2 separate regions of the Homo sapiens genome follow, and region 1 is linked to region 2. Evidence: read pairs that join two places in POLR2A ChIA-PET (ENCODE). Cell type or tissue: IMR-90. All regions are shown on one strand. Links, peaks and the distances in the headings refer to the core of each region. The heading gives the core; the rest is flanking DNA. Region 1 has its middle 38 kb from the start of NNAT. Region 2 overlaps MANBAL (mannosidase beta like).

Region 1 (2,922 bases), core at 224-2,723, 190 kb after region 2:
CTCCACATGGGCAGGGATGTGTGTCTGTCTTTTTCACATGGTCTCATCAACAACTAGCCAGCACACAAGAGGTGCTCAAAAAATATGTGTGGAATTGAGTTGAAAACTTTCTCTTGACTCCACATCTCACTTTCGAGCTCCCAGACAATCTTTCTCTAAACTTTTCTAATTATCAAAACTTAATTATCTAAACTTCTGTAAAAGGGCTGTCTTCACTGACTATCTATCATCCTCAGGCACTGCAGTCGGGGTTCTGCTCCATCACACCCCTGAAACTGCTCTTGCTGAAGGCTCCGATAACCTCCTAATTACCAACTTGAGTGGGTGTTTTTCCAACCCTGTCTTATTGGAATTCTCTGCAGGGTTTGATATTGTTGATCACTCTCGCCTTCTCGAAATGCTGGGCTCTCTTGGTTTCCATGACAACACCCTCTCCTTGTTTTTAACCCATCTCTATGACGACTTTTCCTTCCCAGTCTCATTAATCAGAACCTCTGACTCAACCACCCTTAAAATGTTAGGGTCCTGAACATTTGATATTGTAAAGATGTCAATTCTCTCAAAATTAATTTAGAAATTCAATGTCTTCCCATCAAAATCCCACTAGGATGTTTTAATGGAACTTAATAAGCTGATTCTAAAAGTCATATGGTACAGGAGATGGGCAAGAATAGCCAAGATAATTTTGAGAAAGAAAAACAAGTGGTGGAACACAGTAGGGGAAAAAGGACTGGATTTGCCCTACTAGGTAGCATACGACAAAGCAACAAAAGGATTAAACAGTGTGGCAATGGCACAGGGATAGACACACTGACCTACAGAACTGAGGAGCTCAGGATTTGACCTGTGTCCAGAGGGAATTTGCCATATACTAGAAAGGGCATTTCAAATGATGGACATTGGTCACCAGGAGCCTGAAGCTCCCTCCCTGTTCTTTAGCTCTGAGGTTTTTTGAAGAAGGCCCACCCAGGCAGCCTCCTCATGCAGAACCATTTTCTTTCCTTTCCTGCCCAACCCCTCCAAGCCCTCACCCCTTCAAAAATTGCCTGATGCAGGTACCGTTTCCTTAAGACCTAGCTCTTATTTTTTTCTTCTTTTTCTATTGTAAAAAGAAATACATGGATGGATGAGTATATTGTATTCATTATATTGGTTAGATGGTGAGTATATTGTATTCATTATGTTATTCTTGTTCTCTTCTGCACTTTTGAAATATATTATCATATTTCTCTAACAGTCTAAGCAAAATAAATAAGGGAAAAATGAAATATATTATCATAAAAACAGCGATATCCAAATATGGCAGAAAATTTGGAGAGAAGTAAGTCATGAAGAACTAAAACATCTTGACAAGAATCCCAACATCCATTGTCAAGTTCTGTAAAAATGCGCCGGAAAAGCACATCTCTTCTTAGCCTTTTTAATGCATTTATTTACAATAGATGCTTTCATTGTATGTAATTTTGCACCATCCTTTTCCATTGATTATATGCTAAACATCTCCCCATATTAGTCAACTTCCTTTGTAATTATTATGTTTAATGGCTGCCTAATAATCCAGTTAATGAATGGAACATAATTTGGTTAACTGTTCTCCTGGAGCTGAAGATTTTGATAACTTCCTTTTTTCTTTTTTGCTATGACACCTAAAGCCACAGTGCACATCTTTCTGCAGAAATCTTTGGGCATTGCTTTAGAGCACTTCTTGGGATGAGCTTCCTGCAAATGGAATTACTGAGTCAAACAGTACGAACCTTTTTGAGGCTCTTCACACATCTTAAACAAATTGCCTTGTAGAAAGATTTTGCCACTTCACAGTCCTGCCAGCTGTGCAAGAGAGGGCCCATGCCACCGGGGCTGAATGAGCTCTGTGAGCTCTTGCTTTGTAAAGTACTCATTCGATGGGCCAAAAGTGGTATCCCTGCATTCAAATTTACATTTATTTTATTATGAGTAAGTTCAACATTTTCAACTGAATTTGACTTTTGAACTTCATCTTTCATAAATGGGCTCTTACAGCCTTTTATCACCCCAATGTTTCATTATGAAAATTCTTACTGCCTCTGTGAATGTTTTATTTATGAGAATTTCCAACACACAGAAGCTTTACATTTCCTATAGTCAATTATATTTATATTTTCCAGCACAGTTCTCTGTATTGCTGTAAATGCTACAATGGCCTTCCTCGACCATAGTTTGGATAATGAATCATTTCCAGTTTTTTCTAGTTATTACTATGCTTTCTTTTTTTTTTTTTTTTTTTTGCATTTAAATCATCTGACATGGCCGGACATGGTGGCTCATGCCCATAATCCCAGCACTTTGGGAGGCTGAGGTAGGCGGATCACCTGAAGTCAGGAGTTCAAGACCAGCCGGGCCAACATGGCGAAACCCTGTCTCTACTAAAAATACAAAAAAATTAGCCGGGTATGGTGGCGGGTGCTTGTAATCCCAGCTACTTGGGAGGCTGAGGCAGGAGAACCACTTGAACCCAGGAGGCAGGGGTTACAGTGAGCCAAGATCATGCCATTGCACTCCAGCCTGGGCAACAAGAGTGAAGCTCTGTCTAAAAAAAAAAAAAAAAAAAAAATCACCTGACACTTACTGAAAAGATGACATCAATTAAAAAGTAAAGAAGACAAAAAAAAAATTGAAAAAAATTTAAATAAATCACAGGACATTGATGTTGGTGGTTGGTATAAAGAGAGATAAATAATTGCTTTTCGTTTCTGAAATAGATAAAATAATTTTCCAGCCTCACTAAGTGACAAATCACTTCATTCCCCCTGCCTGCCCCCATTCATTTGCAGTGCCTCTGCTCTCATAAGTCATAGAATTAGACATTCTAGGGATCTGCATCTGGGCTTTCTATTCTGTTTCATTGAGATGTCTTTCTTTCTGTTACAAAATAATGGTTATTTT
Region 2 (2,922 bases), core at 262-2,761:
TGAGAATCTAATGCAGCCGCTGATCTGATAGGAGGTGGAACTCAGACGGTAATGTGAGTGATGGGGAGCGGCTGTAAATATAAAAGAAACTTCGCTTGCTCACCTGCTGCTCACCTCCTGCTGTGCGGCCTGGTTCCTAACAGGCCATGGACTGGTACTGGTCTGTGGCCTGGGGGTTGGGGACCTGTGTTCTAGCTTCCTTCTCTTGCTTGTCTGTAACCTCCCACTCCACCTGTGACAAACCCGACTCCCACCATTCACCATACATTTACTTAATTGTTCCATTTAGCATACATGTATGGTGGTTTTAGAATTGCTCCCCCGATCCCCTGTGGGAAACAACTTATCAGCTAGAGTACAGTGTGTACGTGCAGTTCCTTTTGCCTTCAGTCTTACAGGCTCCACTCGTTTTCAAAGTTACTTAGGTCAGCACCCTATTCCCCCACTACCCTTTCAGTGAAGTTGTTTAATACATTTGGATTCAGAATGTCACATTCTGCATTCCATCCTGGAACACCCTGACTTCATGCGTGTGTATGTTGGTGTGTTTTAAAAACTGGGTCTCACTATGTTGCCCAAGCTGGTCGCAAACTGCCGGGCTCAAGCAATCCTCCTGCCTTGGCCTCTCACAGTTCTGGGATTATGGGTGTGAGCCACTGTGATGGCCTTCCTATGTCTTTTTAAAAATATTTGCATACATTAAACTTTACTCTTTGTGCTGTCAAGATTTTTGGGTTTTGACAAATGCTTAATATTTTGTATTCCTAATTATAGTGTCATACAGGATAGTTTCCCCTTCTTCAGGGATTATTTTTAACTTCTTTCAGATTTCACCTCAGCATTCCTGTTGGCCTTCACCAAAATATATCTGTAAGCTGAGAATTTACCACCTCCACAGCTACCACCCTGGTGCAAATGTGTCTTTTGACTGTTAAAGTAGCCTCTTCACTGGTCTCCTTGCTTTCAGTCTTGTCCCCTACAGTCTGTTGTCAACAAAGCAGCCAGAGGGATCATTTTGAAATGAGTGAGACCATGTGATTTCTTTGCTAAGAACCTTCCAGTAGTTCCCTTTTCACTCAGAGACTGGCCAGAGTCCTCATAATGGCCTGCAGCTTGCTTACTTGACTGTTCTTGATCATGATGCTTATTCCTGCCTCAGGGACTTGGCCCTTGCCGTCCCTCCATCCTGGGATACTCTGGCAGATGTTTAAATGACTTCTTCCTTTGCTTTCTTCTTTCCTCTGTTGAAATGTCACCTTTGCAGAGAGGCCCTTCCCCGACCACCTCATATTAAATAGTACTATCCTCTTCTTCCTTCCTGTATGTATTGTAATACTCACCCCTGACATTGCATGTGTATGTGTGTATGTGAGTACTTCTAACTGAATGGAAACTCCGTGGCAGGGATTAGACCAGTGCCTGGCACATAGTAGATTCACAATAAATATTTGTCCAATGAATTAATGTCTTACGTCACCAGTGTCTGGCATTCAGGGGTGAACTTCGCAGTGTCCAGTAACCTCATGAAATTATTTGCCACGTTCAGTAATAATTAATTATGCACCTTTTGTTAAATTCTGATGGGGTATGAAAGTCCCCTGGTGTATAAAAACCTCTACCTGTAAGCAAGTCTGGAGCAGGACAGGGCTAGAGACCAGGATAGCAGCTCTGCCCTGACTCATCAGGAGAGTCTAGGGAAACCTCGTGGCCTCTCAGCTCCTCCTTGTCGTTAAATGATGACTCTGTTGGTTGAGGCATCTGCTCTTGCTTTCGAGGTGGGAAACAGAGGCATAGGCTTAGTCATTTACCAAATATTTATGAGTCAGGACCTGGAATAAACTCAAGATGTACCCAAGATCCTTGCTGTTCAAGAGATTACAATGGATCAAATAGAAAACAGTAGATTCCAGTGTAATATTTCTCAAACAATAAGAAATAACATTCTAAAATTTGATCCAGCACATGCATGCTCAGATGTAGATGGATGTTGAAAAAGCTTCAGGATATAATACCGGCCCTTAATGTGATACTCTTTGATATTTTCTATTGTTATTTACCTACTTAAATAAAGTGCTGGCTAATAAAAAATGCTGGTTGCAGCCCCCTAAATGGTTTTCCTGGCTCACTAATGGGCCACAGCCTGCAGTTTGAAAACGATTGACATACTGGGTAAGCGCCCTGACTCTGGGGAAGCCAGCCCCTTTGAATCTTGCCTTTGCCACTTATCAGCCAGGTTATCCCTGGGTAGGTCATATAACCTCTCCAAGCCTTGGTTTCCTCATCCTCATTAGTAATACCACCTCCCAGTGTGGTGGTGAAGTATGCGAGTTGCTGCCTGTAAAGTGCTGTTCGCAACACCTGGCCGTTCATTTGCCGACTGCTGCTGCTGCTGGAACAATGGCCAGGGAACAAAACCTGTCACAGCCAGTCGAAGGGGTGTCTCCTAGTTGAGATCTGCAGGATGAATAGGACTTGTTTGACTTTGGTCATCAGGAAAGGAAAGCCCAGAAATACTGGCAGGAGGGCTGGGAAGTAAAGCACAGAGGTGCAGAGAGAACTAGATGAGAGCCGTACGGCGCACAGTGTGTGTAGAGCAGTTTATGTTTCCAGAACCTTTTCACAACCACCCTCCTGTTACACCTGTGCTGTCCAGTAGGGAACCTTTGGCCACATGTGGCTTTTTATTGTTAATTAGTTAAATAAAATGAAAAATTCAGTTTCTCTGTAACATTTAAGTTTTCAACAGCCACATGTGGCTGGTGGCTACCATTTGGAGAACACAAATACAGAACATTTCCATCACTGCAGAAAGCTTTATTGGACAGTATGACATTATACCCTAACAAAAGTCTTGTGAAGGAAGTAGGTAGGGCATAGATTTTTCTTAGATACTTTATTGTTTCATAACATTCCAAAAAATTA

What was found. Peaks named below come from ENCODE experiments on the same cell type or tissue, not always from the same donor. Only the 100,000 strongest peaks of a DNase experiment are listed, where the experiment ranks them.
Region 1: POLR2A ChIA-PET joins it to region 2 with 6 read pairs; 2 of 35 experiments call an interaction of 5 or more read pairs at or near these places.

The regions. Positions count from the first base shown.
Region 1 is chr20:37,481,421-37,484,342 of GRCh38, forward strand. No RefSeq gene overlaps it. Among named protein-coding and RNA genes, the nearest start is that of NNAT, 38 kb to the right of the region's middle. In IMR-90, for the core only: no CTCF peak of the experiment used is centred there; no DNase peak of the experiment used is centred there; H3K27me3 peaks cover 883 bases.
Region 2 is chr20:37,293,419-37,296,340 of GRCh38, forward strand. The region is part of intron 1 of MANBAL (mannosidase beta like); the gene reads left to right. Among named protein-coding and RNA genes, the nearest start is that of MANBAL, 5.2 kb to the left of the region's middle. In IMR-90, for the core only: no CTCF peak of the experiment used is centred there; DNase peaks (open chromatin) are centred at 1,393 and 1,753; H3K27ac peaks cover 1,473 bases.